3 separate regions of the Mus musculus genome follow, and all the other regions are linked to region 1. Evidence: chromatin contacts called from ENCODE Hi-C or POLR2A ChIA-PET data. All regions are on one chromosome and are shown on one strand. Each heading gives the region's core, a stretch centred on a gene start or an enhancer-like site at or near the end of the contact. The rest is flanking DNA. Distances are from core to core; before and after follow the strand shown.

Evidence for each region. A loop is a pair of places that touch in the nucleus more often than their neighbours do. ChIA-PET counts read pairs that join two places held with the same protein, here RNA polymerase II (POLR2A).
Region 2: POLR2A ChIA-PET joins it to region 1 with 75 read pairs in Patski. The contact joins the promoter of Pde6h here to the promoter of H4f16 in region 1. A Hi-C loop is called at or near these places in 1 of 37 maps with a recorded cell type or tissue (T-helper 17 cell). POLR2A ChIA-PET finds 5 or more read pairs at or near these places in 4 of 5 experiments (Patski and embryonic stem cell).
Region 3: POLR2A ChIA-PET joins it to region 1 with 10 read pairs in embryonic stem cell. The contact joins the promoter of Plbd1 here to the promoter of H4f16 in region 1. POLR2A ChIA-PET finds 5 or more read pairs at or near these places in 4 of 5 experiments (Patski and embryonic stem cell).

Annotation. Positions count from the first base shown.
Region 1 is chr6:136,802,261-136,806,217 of GRCm38, forward strand. H4f16 (H4 histone 16) reads right to left here and starts at 2,171. Exons shown (of 1, transcript NM_175652.3): 1 at 1,733-2,171. The coding sequence starts at 2,119. The coding sequence ends at 1,808.
Region 2 is chr6:136,952,396-136,956,352 of GRCm38, forward strand. It overlaps Pde6h (phosphodiesterase 6H, cGMP-specific, cone, gamma), which reads left to right and starts at 2,128. Exons shown (of 4, transcript NM_023898.4): 1 at 2,128-2,184.
Region 3 is chr6:136,660,123-136,664,079 of GRCm38, forward strand. It overlaps Plbd1 (phospholipase B domain containing 1), which reads right to left and starts at 1,771. Exons shown (of 11, transcript NM_025806.2): 1 at 1,440-1,771. The coding sequence starts at 1,557.

The DNA.
Region 1 (3,957 bases), core at 921-3,420:
CCTAGGACGTATTACTCCCTGATTGGCTGCAGCCCATCGGCCCAGTTGTCATCACGAGAAAGGCAGAACACATGGCGGGAAAACTGCCCCTGCACGTGTGCAGATTATGTTTACCACTTAGAACACAGCTGTCAGCGCCATCTTATAATGGCAAATGTGAGGGCGGCTTCCCACACAATTTTGCTTAATATAGTGATTTCTGTCCCGTCCATCATCTTGTCAGTGTAAGATTTCTGTTTTTCTTACCACTAAGTAACTTTCCATCCGGGCAGGTGACATGGCAGTTTCTAATTTAAGCCTTTTGAGAGAAATGATTTCCACAGTGAATGCACAAATACTTTTGTTGCTGTTGTTATTTGTGTAATAATAAATGATATTTAAGTTTCATTTTTTTGTTTCATTTCTTTTTGCTAGTAATAGTTATAGATGTTTGATTATCTCAAATAATCAAAACTCAGATTAAAAGAGGGGTGATAATCATTATTATTACATTTTGTGTTTCATAGTTTGATAGAACATGTGACTTTATAAGAAAATAAAAACCATATAACTGTAACTGAAATATTTCTCAAGACAGAAAAATAAACATCTCATTTTTCACTTGCTTTAAGAAAATGAGTTCACTAGACTAATGGTATCAGTGTTATGTATGCTCAGACTCTAGAAGTGAAGTGTCAGCCCACAGGGGCAGAGAAGACTCTCGCAAAAACAAAAAACAAAACAAAACAAAACAAACAAACAAACAAAAACACCAGTGGCACATAAAACGAGGTTGTGTAAAATCGCACAGAGCAGAGTTCAAATCTAGGCTCCAAAATTTTAGCCTTCGTTGTCTCATCCACAGCTGTACTCACTATCAACACTTAAAATAAATCTGCTGAAAGACCGCACCAAGTTTCTGCCACACAGAAAGCATTGAACACGAGATAACCATATCTTAATGAAATGCCAGGTTCCTGCTCCAGGAACTGTAGGAACAGTCTCCTATTTCTTCAGCCAGTGAGAAGACCCGTAAACATCAGATGTAAAAACCTAGAGATCTGAAAAACAAAACTACCGTTTTGAGTAATGTGTACAGAAAGCCGGTAAGCAGACCTGAGTCCAGGGGCCTAAGGAAGCGACTTCCTGGATCCAGAGTTAAACCCATCTGGGTATGGAGCATCGAATACAAGTACTTTGAAGGAGCAGCAAGGGCTGTGACTAACCTACTCTGAAGACTTAAATGAGACACATATGGTCTGTGGAAGCTGAAACAGAAGGACCACCGAAAGACTTATACCAGCCTGAACTAAATGGTAGACATCCGAGTGCTCCTCTTCCCCCAAACCCACGTGCTTAAGGCAGAGAAACAGCTACAGCTGAGAAAGCCAAGTTTAAGCTACAGGGTGACTTTATTGTGGGGTTCCAAGCCTCCACACCTGCCCTCATTCAGGTCCACTGTCTCTACAGGAGCTTTTTTCCCCTTTTTAGAGCGTCCGCAGAGGCTGCACCCTAGCACTCTGGGGCTGTCAACTCAACAGACACCTAAAAAAACTCATTCACGCAGACCACTCCGCAAGCATTCTGAGCAGGTCCCAGGCGGTAGGCGGGGCCACCAGCCCAAGTCCTCCAATGAAAAAGTGCACCCAGGCAGCTCAATTTGCATACAAGACAAAGCATACCAAATACAAAAAGTAATGAGACGCTCATAACTAGTGAGAACTACAAATGTCCACAGCTCCTTTCTGATGCTTTGTGGGCCCTGAAAAGGGCCTTTGTGGATGGGGGAAGCCGGCCAAGGGAACGGCCTAGGCACAGGAGGGCTCGCTTAGCCGCCGAAGCCGTACAGAGTGCGGCCCTGGCGCTTGAGCGCGTACACCACGTCCATAGCCGTAACCGTCTTGCGCTTGGCGTGCTCGGTGTAGGTGACGGCGTCGCGGATCACATTCTCAAGGAAAACCTTGAGGACACCGCGAGTCTCCTCGTAGATGAGACCCGAGATGCGCTTCACGCCGCCACGCCGAGCCAACCGCCGGATAGCGGGCTTGGTAATGCCCTGGATGTTGTCGCGGAGAACCTTGCGGTGTCGCTTGGCGCCACCTTTCCCCAGACCCTTGCCGCCTTTTCCTCGTCCTGACATATTAGTAAACAACCTAATAAAGAGACAGGAGAAACTACAGTAATCCGCCGCCGAGCAAGAGCTTATATTTCCTGGGAGCGGACCTGATTGAAAACAGCAAGGAGTGGGCGGAGCTCTAGACTCCACCCCCTGGCTCTTTGTGCTCTGCTGTCTCCCAAGAACCATAAAACCCTTTCGGTTCCCTCTCCAAATTCCAGGAACCCTAGCACATTTGAAAGTTTAAATAATATAAGGTAACAATCTATTTCTCCTCTTTTTTTTTTTTAGCACAAATAAAAACGGCGCATCATGCTTGTTATCTTCAGTGCACGCTGATTCGGTATTTTCTAAGCAGCATGCTTGTTTTTACACAACTTTAATGTGAAAATGAAAAGAAGCTAGCAATAGAAATCTAGCTTACTAGGTCTTATACCGAAGCAGTTTACATTTTCACGAGAGAGTCTTTTGAGGGGATAGAAGTGTTTTAGTGCCTTTCTTTTGTGGCCACGATAAGAAAATTATGCTAGTTCCCACTTCCTATTTGGTTTCAACTGTTTCTGCAGTGTATGGATTTTCTGCTCCTGCATTGCAAACACATTGGTATTCGCTTTTCAGCCAATTGTTCCTATAGTTACTTAGCTGAACTATTGTAACTTGTCATTTAGATCCGAGGTCCTTGTTGCTTGCGTTTAAAAGAGACCTGGTGACTCACATCTGTAATTTAGGCTCTCCGGAGGCTGAGGCAGGATTGCCAAGAGCTGGGGCCAGCCTAGGCTAGACAGACTCAAATACATTTCCCCTCCTCCCCACTCAAATAGCTTGTAAAGTACCAGAAGTCAAAAGCATGACTCCGAATAACAGGACTGTCCTTAAGTTTGTTTCGTTTTTAAAGACAGCAGGTTTTGGGCTGGAGAGATGGCTCAGTGGTGAAGAGCACTGACTGCTCTTCTGAAGGTCCTGAGTTCAAATTCCAGCAACCACATGGTGGCTCACAACCACCTGTAATGAGAACTGATGCCCTCTTCTGGTGTGTCTGAAGATAGCTACAGTGTACTTACATATAATAAATAAATAAATCTTAAAAAAAAAGAAAAAGGCAGCAGGATAAATGCGTTTAGTTTGTAGTACTTTACAATTCCCATTAGTTCCACAACTCAAACAGCATTTCATTTGTTTGTCCCCTCCCTGTCTCTTAGAGATTGAGCTCTAGGATAGCTGGAGGGGGAAGAAGCCTTAATCATTGAATTTTACCTCATGATTTTAAATCCCTTGCTCTTCAGAATTCTTACCAAAATGAAAGCTGCTGCCAGAATACTTATTCAAATTTGTAAAACTGTGTGTCAACAAACAAACAAACAATCAACAACAACACACACAAAAAAAAGAGAGAAAAGCAAAAAGAAAGCAAAGAGACCTTTCCATAAACATACATTTAAGATGGTTTACAGAAGATATTCTAGAGCTTTCTTCCCCAAAACTGCACCAGAGGTTTCCATACACATTGACTTAGAATATATAACCTATCGAATGCTTAGGAGCATTAGATAGTATATGAAAGTCAGCTGTTAGGTGGTACAGCCAGGATTCTGAGGAAGTTGGCTCCGGGATACCTCCTTGATGGTGGAGTATATTGTTCAGATCCAAAGGTGTATGGGGGACCCCAGCTCCTGGTTAGCTCATTACTGTGCTAGGAAATAAAGATGTACATAGATAGAAGTACATGGGGTTGGTTTTTCTCTGTGTGTGTTTAATATTTTGTATCTTGGGACAGGATCCTATGTAGCTCAGGCTAGGTGGGAACTCTCTCTGTAGCTAACGATGGACAATCTTCGATGGACAATCTTGACTCTCCTGTCCAC
Region 2 (3,957 bases), core at 878-3,377, 150 kb after region 1:
ATAAGGAGAGAAGGAACATGTTTGGTGGAGGTGTAATCAGTGTGGAGAAAGCAGGTGCCTCCGCAGACCCATGCTGAGGCATCCCTTCCCCCTGAGGGACCAGCCACACGATGGTATAGTATAGAATAGAGTTTATTCAGGGCATGGGAAGGGGAGTTGAGAGGGTAGTAGAGACAGAGAAAGGCAGAGAGAGAGAGAAGTAGAGTAGAGGCCGGCCATGAGCACATGGAGAGAGAGGCAGGAAAGGGATGGAGAGAGAGGGAGTAAGGGGCAAGAGGACCGAAGGAAAGCAAGAGAGCAAGAGAGTGGGGAGGGGACAAGCAGCCCCTTTTATAGTGAGTCAGACACACCGGCTATTGCCAGGTAACTGTGGGGCAGAGCCTAGACAAAATGCCAATATACGCTATCAGGAGTCTGGGAAGTACTGTACAAGCATGCATGCATGTGTGTATGTGTGTGAGTTTTGTTAGCACATGTGTGTTTGTGTGAGCATGCACGCCTATGAACATAGAGCCCAGAGTACTTGCTCTATCACTCTCTGCTTTATTTCCTTGCGTCAGAGTCTCTCACTGAGCCTGAAGTTGACTAGTGGCCATCAAAGCTATGTGTGCATCCTGTCTGTCCCCAGCAGTACTGTGGATACAGACACACACTCGACCACGCCCAGTTTTTCCTGGCTTTGGATATTTGCACTCAAGCCCTCATGCACGTACAGCGAGTACTTTTATCGCTTGCTCAACTCTCCAGGGTTGCTGCTCTTTGAGCAACAGCATTCTGGAACACCTACCTACTCACCTTACAGCTTTCCACGCCGCCTTTGTGAATTCATTTCAGGAAGTGAAAAAAAAAATCAAGTAATCATCTAAGCATCATGTTCCTGGAGATGCGAATGGACCTGCAGCCTCTGAGGAGGAACCCAGCCCAGGATTGAACCCTCTACTTGTTCTACATAAAAATTGTAGCGTTCAGGATGGCTCTAATGTTGGCAAAGAGCACGGGAGAGCATACAAACAACTCTTAAGCTGCTAAGCTCCTCTTGTAATCTGCTTGGGGCTGTGGGTTAAGAATCTTTCCTTGCCTTGGGAGGACAAATGGCTTTCTATCTTTGTCACCATGAGGAGTGCAGTTCTCTAGCAAGTAGAAATCTGAGGAAGGCGCACTTTAGTTCTAAGGCAAAGTGTAGAAATGGACAGAGAATCTGCATTTCCTTCCTTATCTGCATGGCTAGGAGATAGTCAAGAGACCATTGAATATCCAGGGTTTACAAGTATCCAACTTGCTCCAGATTCCAATACCAACCTTATAAGCAATTTTGAATGTGTTCCTGACTTTCTGTATGATAAAATTGTCAAAATGGTTGAGTGTCCTGTGAGCTAAGGTCTACATAAGATTTATGTAAGGCAGCACACAAATTGATACTAGTAGCTGAATGCCATGTGAGGACTGAGCCAAGAGCTGTAGTAATTAGATGACAGCCTACAGATCATAAAAATGTATGATCTAGTGATTGGTTTTCAATCACCTGTTCTAAGGTTCTGGAAATCTCTTGGCCTCATTCCCTATCAAATGTCACCGAGCTTCAATGAATAACCTTTATGTCTCATGTCTATGAGGAAGTACACACAATGCCATTTAACCAGAGATATTCTGTACTCTTACATTTTATCATTTCTGTGATCAGACTCTTTATAGTGGTAGAGGACATGAGAGTTGGCTTTCTCTAGATATGTACAGTCTTATAAGAATTATGCCTCGTGTGTGTATGTGTGTGTGTGTGTGTGTGTGTGTGTGTGTGAGAGAGAGAGAGAGAGAGAGAGAGAGAGAGAGAGAGAGAGAGAGAGAGAGAGAGAGAGAGAGAGAGAGAGAAACAAAAAGAATATTGAATCAAAACCTGAACATCTGCCCTGGGCTATCAACATTTCATGCATCTGTGAATTCAATGTGCCTTCACTGCGAGAAGATGCCCCTGTCATTTGGTAAAAGCATCCTTATCAGACAACTCCTAAGTCTGTCTCAGTCACACCCCCACCTCCCCCCACCTTCCTTGCATCTGGTTTGGTGCCCTAAGCCTATGACGCTGGGCTTAAGTGGCAGGAGGGATATATATCAGGATGCAAAGATCTTTGTGTCAGCGACTAGACAACTTACGGGAACACATTCGGCTCTGGGGGATTTTAACTCGTGGTAAGTATGAACACAATAATAACTAACTAAATGAGTTGGAGGGTTGATTGGCTGTAAAAACAACAACAACAGAACATACAAGAAGAGAACACTCTGATCTTGTGGGTCTGACCTGAGTTTAGGGGTTGAACTCAGGACAGAACACACTCAAACCTTTTCATAATGTCATGTGACAAACTGGTGCGTGGAATGCGGTTATTACCAGTTCACTGCAAACCTTGATTGCTGAAGTTGTTCACAAGGTACCGAGAAGGACCCTCCCTGTTTGTGGCTTCCTGGCAAACAGTTTTCTGGAAAAGGATGGATCTGAGGCATTAGGCAACCACAGCACAAATAGTTCTTTACTCCCGGGATGGCCTTGAGGCTGATGGGACAGTGTGAGCGTGGGGAAGAAAGCAAGCATTGGGGTGACCGCAGGGCAGCGTGGGTGACGTTGCCTTCTCCCTCTGAGGTCAAAATGTTTGTTTGCTCTATTCTGAAACAAGGTACATGCTGGATTGTCTTTTAGTGGCTTCATTTTGGCTCTTGTTTGGATCTTTAACTTGAATCTCTCTGTCTCAGAGAAACCATGGGTAACATCTATGGGCCTTACCTATCAGGGGAAGAAATGGTAGTGCCCTGTCTGGTTCCCTTTTTCACTTCATTAACCATGCGTCTGTTTATCTTTCTATTTATCTTTGCTGAGGAGGAGGTGATCTGGAGTTTTGGGGTGATGAAGGAGCATCAGAGAGCCTGTGGCAATCCCTCCCCAGTGGCTTTGTTTTTTGGTGCATTTCTCATGAAAGGTTGAGCTGTGTAATTCCACATAGCTGAGCATCGTTGCATTGGATACCCAACACATCGTGCCTTGACACAGCCCTTCTTTCTGCAGAAGAGCATTTCGTAATCTCTGAAGCAGGAAGGATGCATTAAAAAAAAAAAAGAAAAATAGGTTCTCATACAGGGATGGATTCCTTGACACTCAGAAGGACCTAAGTGTGAACTAAAGTCAAGTCTGATATTTAGTGTGGGCACATTAGACACCAGGACTGAAATGACACACACATATTCCAGAAGTCACAACCTTTGGTGATGTCTATAACCAATAGGACTCTCTTCCAAGGAAAGAAAGATTCATATTTGTCCTGATTTCCCCAAGGCTTTGCAGAGACCCAGAGGGTAAATCTGTTCCAGAAACTCCGTAAGGATCAATTGGGTTTCTCAGCTACTCTAAATTGCAGCATCCCCATCAAGCTCAGAGAGCAGAAGTCTTTCATGGAGCAAACACCAAGGGTCCACCTACTGTGGAAGTCTGCGAGGAGTCCTCATTTTTTAGGTTCTCTCTCTCTCTCTCTCTCTCTCTTTCTCTCTTTCTCTCTCTCTCTCTCTCTCTCTCTCTCTCTCTCTCTCTCTCTCTCTGTGTGTGTGTGTGTGTGTGTGTGTGTGTGTGTGTGTGTATGCAAGTGTGTACATGTGTCTGTGGAGGCTGGATGCCATGGATACCTGAGGCCAGGGGCACTGGATATTCCTGCAGCCGCTGATACAGGCGGCTGTGAATCACCTGATGTGGGTTCTGGTCCTCTGGAAGAGCAGTCCATGCTCTTCAGCATTGGCCCATCTTTCCAGCCCTGAGTCCTATTTACATAACACATTAAGCCTAAGACTAGACTTGAGTACTACTGTCCAAGCATATAGGTGCAAGGTACACCTTCAAAACTACATCAACATACAAAGGGAGTTTGTGCCAGAGGAGGAAAGATGCTGAGGAGGTGCAAATCCTAAGATTTTTAATTC
Region 3 (3,957 bases), core at 521-3,020, 140 kb before region 1:
TACTGACTTCTGGAGTTTAGCCCTGCCTGCCTAGAGGAAGAACCAGTTTTACCAAGGAATGGGCTACATTTTGAGTCTCACGGAGGTCGGCTCATCTCTCTCTTACCAGGGCAAAGGAGGAACAGTTAGGACACAGCCTACTAAGCTCACAGTACGGAGCTAGGTTCCTTTGGGAGCCCTGGGAGATAGCAATGCCTCTGCTTTTTTACGATTTAAATTTTGGGTAATCTACTGGCAGGTTGAGGAAGCTTCAATACAGTACAAATAACATACTGATAAGAGGGAGAAAGGACATCCCATCTGTTTCAAATAGACACTGCAGGCAGGCATCCTTAGCTGTCCTCAAAGCTGTCATGTGGAGGAGCCTTTCAGGATTGCTGGCCATGGTAAGGAACCAGCAGCTTTTCTGGACTAAAGGGTGTGTGTGTGTGTGTGTGTGTGTGTGTGTGTGTGTGTGTGTGAGCGTGAGCGCTCATGTGGCGGGGGTAGGGAGGGATGACCAAAGAACATACAGCTAAATCAGGGGAGACATCAGGCACTTCCGGACCCTTCTCATCCCACAAGCCTGTGCCCACTGGGAAGTTTCCAGACATGAGTGGAGCAGGCTTTGAAAGCAAACACTTCCAAATGGCAAGGGTGCGGGTACTCGTTGAGAGACGGTAACGAGAAAAATCAGCGACTTTTGAAAGGGGACACTGCCCGCGTCCCTTCCTATTCTTGAATGGGTCAAACAAGGAGACGATTACGAAATCAGTCGTCCTCTCTGAATTTGACTTTTAGAATCTTCCAAGTCTACGCATCCCACAATTCATTTTGGTCTTGTTACAAATGGAAGGGTGAGACTGGAAGGACACCTGTTGAGGCCTGTTTTTTCTGAAGGGAAGGATTACACCAGTGCCCTCTGGCAACCCAGCTACCTTATCGCTTAGGCAAATTCCTGACTTCCCCCCAGTCGCAGCCTCTGTGCAGTAGAACGGAGACTTTAATCCACTTTAGGATTCTGAGGCCATTCAGAAGAGCTCAGCAGCCTTAAGCTCTGGCCCTGTCCCATATCAAGATGGCATAACCAGTTTGCTATCAGTTCTCTTAAGTCCAAGTCACTTGTCTACTTCTAGAAGCAGAACAAAGGTCAGCTCGAAATCACACCTCAGTCTGATTTGGAAAAATCTCTGGACTGGAGCCTTTTGGACCAGTCGAGGTTGTCCGGGACAAGATATGGGACAGAATTAAGGCCAAAACATTTTACGTTGGAGAGCCCTTGTACCCTCCTTCAATGCCACCGCTGATCCACCTCAGGGCTGGAACGTAACCCGCCAGGCTCCCCACCAAGAAGTACGACCCAAGACGCCCCTAGATGCAAAGCTGTTGGGACTCTGGCCAGCCGCCGGCGTGGGGGTACAGGGCAACGCCCCTAGTCCGCGGGCGGCCGTTCTGCTCACCTGTTGGGTCGCTCTGGCTGGCAGCGCCAGCCGCCCAGGGAGGCTGCAGCAGCAATGGCAGCAGCAGCAGCAGCGGCGATGGCGGCCTGAGGCTCCTGCCAGGGCTGCGGTGGCACATCGCTCCTCCGCTGTGACCTCGGCCTGGTTGGATTAGGTCCCGCTGGCGCCGGCGGTGGCAGCTGTTGCAAGAGCCGCACTTGAGGATGGTAGCAGGGCGCTGCGTTGCAGAGGCCGGGCCGATCTTAACTTTCTTCTGACATTAGTCTTGCCTGCTTGGGCGCTTCACGTGGCCTTGGGAACCAACCTTCGCCCTGCTGAGCCCCAGGCTAGGAGAGGCGGATCCTTTCCGTCTGGTCTGACCCTCCAGCCACCTGTGGGCCAGGCCGGGAAAGTTCTCTGTCGCGCTTTTGGGAAGTGCCGGGGCTGTGCTGCTTTCTCTGGTCGCCTCCTGGAGGGTGGGGCTCAGGGCTAAGGAATCAGTTAAAGGTGGCCTTGGTCCCTGTAGCAGAGGATAAGGAAACCGAGGCAGCAGTGGGTCGCATGCCTCCCCGTAGGTCGGATTCTGTGGCCTTCTGTCTTCTCAGGTCCCTCATCCGTCAGGAATCAGGGCTTCTTGCGCCAGCCTGTCTGACCTCAGGAGCTCAACACCTCCAGACCTTAGCTTTGTGTCTTCATTGGGCGGAGCTGATTCACGCGGGGCTAGAAGCAGATCTACCCCTGAGCTTCCATAGAGACCCATGTCTGGGCAGGACTCGCTGAAGGCAACATTGTGAAGTTGGCCAAGGGTGCCCTAGGTGACATTGTGAAGTAGGCAACAGACTTCAAGCTGACTGAGCTCATCTTTTGCTACTGAACCCAGGCAAGCAAACCACTGTAGCTGGGTTTGTAAAGCGTTCCAGAAGTCGAGGCAGGAGGATTAATGAAAGTCTGAGGACAATTTGGGCTACTGAATGAGACACTGTTTCCAAACACCAAAATATAAAAAATCCAGATAAACAAATAAATATTTTTTAAAAAGTAATGAAGAAGTGCCTTTGTTAGAGGAAGAAATAAATTTGTCATTGCTAGAAATGACACCTGTGAATTATGAAATACAAATCACAATTTCGTTTGGTAATATTCATTTAGTGGAGAAAGAAGCTGCAGGCATTGTAGGGACTGTACATAAAATAAAAACGAAGGTGAACGGTACCTTTGGGTCCTATGGCACGTGGCTAGTGAAGTGTCACCCCAAAAAGTGCAGGTGTGTCTCCATATCCCACTCTGTGACCTCACTGACCCTTCTGATCCAAGGAGACAAGTGTTCAGAGGAGGTGACTCTTTCAGGATGCCTGATGGGGGCTGGGCTCACCCACCTGATGGTTTGCTTGCCGAGTATTTATTGACTTCAGTGTTCCAGGATAGAGCCCTGTATGACACCGGGTCTGTAGAACACCAGACTAGTCGATGAAGTGGTTGGCTTGTTTTGAACGAGCAGTTTAATTGGATTAGACTTTCTTAAACTCAGTACTGTTGAAATTCTGTCCAGTTATGAGTGAGCATATGTGTGTGTCCGTCCGTGTGTGTGAGTGTGTCCTGTGCACTCTGAGGCCTTTAACATCCTTGAAAGTGCCTCCAGACCACGTCCAGTATTCCCCAAGGTAAAAAGTACTAACCTAGCAGAGCACTGTTACAGTAATTTGTGGTACATTTTGACATACTTAAATTGCGTTTTTTAAAAAAGATTTATTTATTTATTATATGTAAGTACACTGTAGCTGTCTTCAAACATTCCAGAAGAGGGAGTCAGATCTCATTAAGGATGGTTGTAAGCCACCATGTGGTTGCTGGGATTTAAACTCACAAGCTTCGGAAGAGCAGTCGGTGCTTTTAACCGCTGAGCCATCTCTCCAGCCCTTAAATTGAGGTTTTTAAACATCCAAAAGAATAGTGACAGCCAACTCTAGGTGAGACGGTCCAAGGATATTGGTTTCAAAATTGCAACTGGAATGAATAGGGCATAAACCAGAGATTTGACAGCCCTAACGGGCTAGCCTCAGCCACCCACCCTGTGACCACTAATCTTAGTTGTCCACTTGACACATCTCAGAAAAAGTAACTGAGGAATTTCCTCCATCAAATTGGACGATAGGCGTGTTGTGAGACACTTGTCTGGTTGCTGATTGTAACCAAAAGGGCCAGTCCTGTGTCAGGACCATCTCTAAGCAGGGTGGGCCTGGGCTACATAAGAAAGGCCACAGAATAGGAGCCTGGAGGCCAGGCAGTAAGTGTTCCTCCATGGCCTCCAGGCTCCTGCCCTGACTTTCCCTCAATGAAGGGCTGAAACCCGAAATACACTCTCTCCTACTCAAGTCAATATTTTATCACAGCAGTCGGGGAGCAACTAAAACACAGCCCCACTACACTCATGAAAGAGACAAAGAGAAGGGCTTCGTTTAGTACAGTTGCCTTGGGAAGATGAACAAAGGGATTCAGTCACCCCGAATTCACCCTGTATAGTCCTGGTTGTCCTGGAACT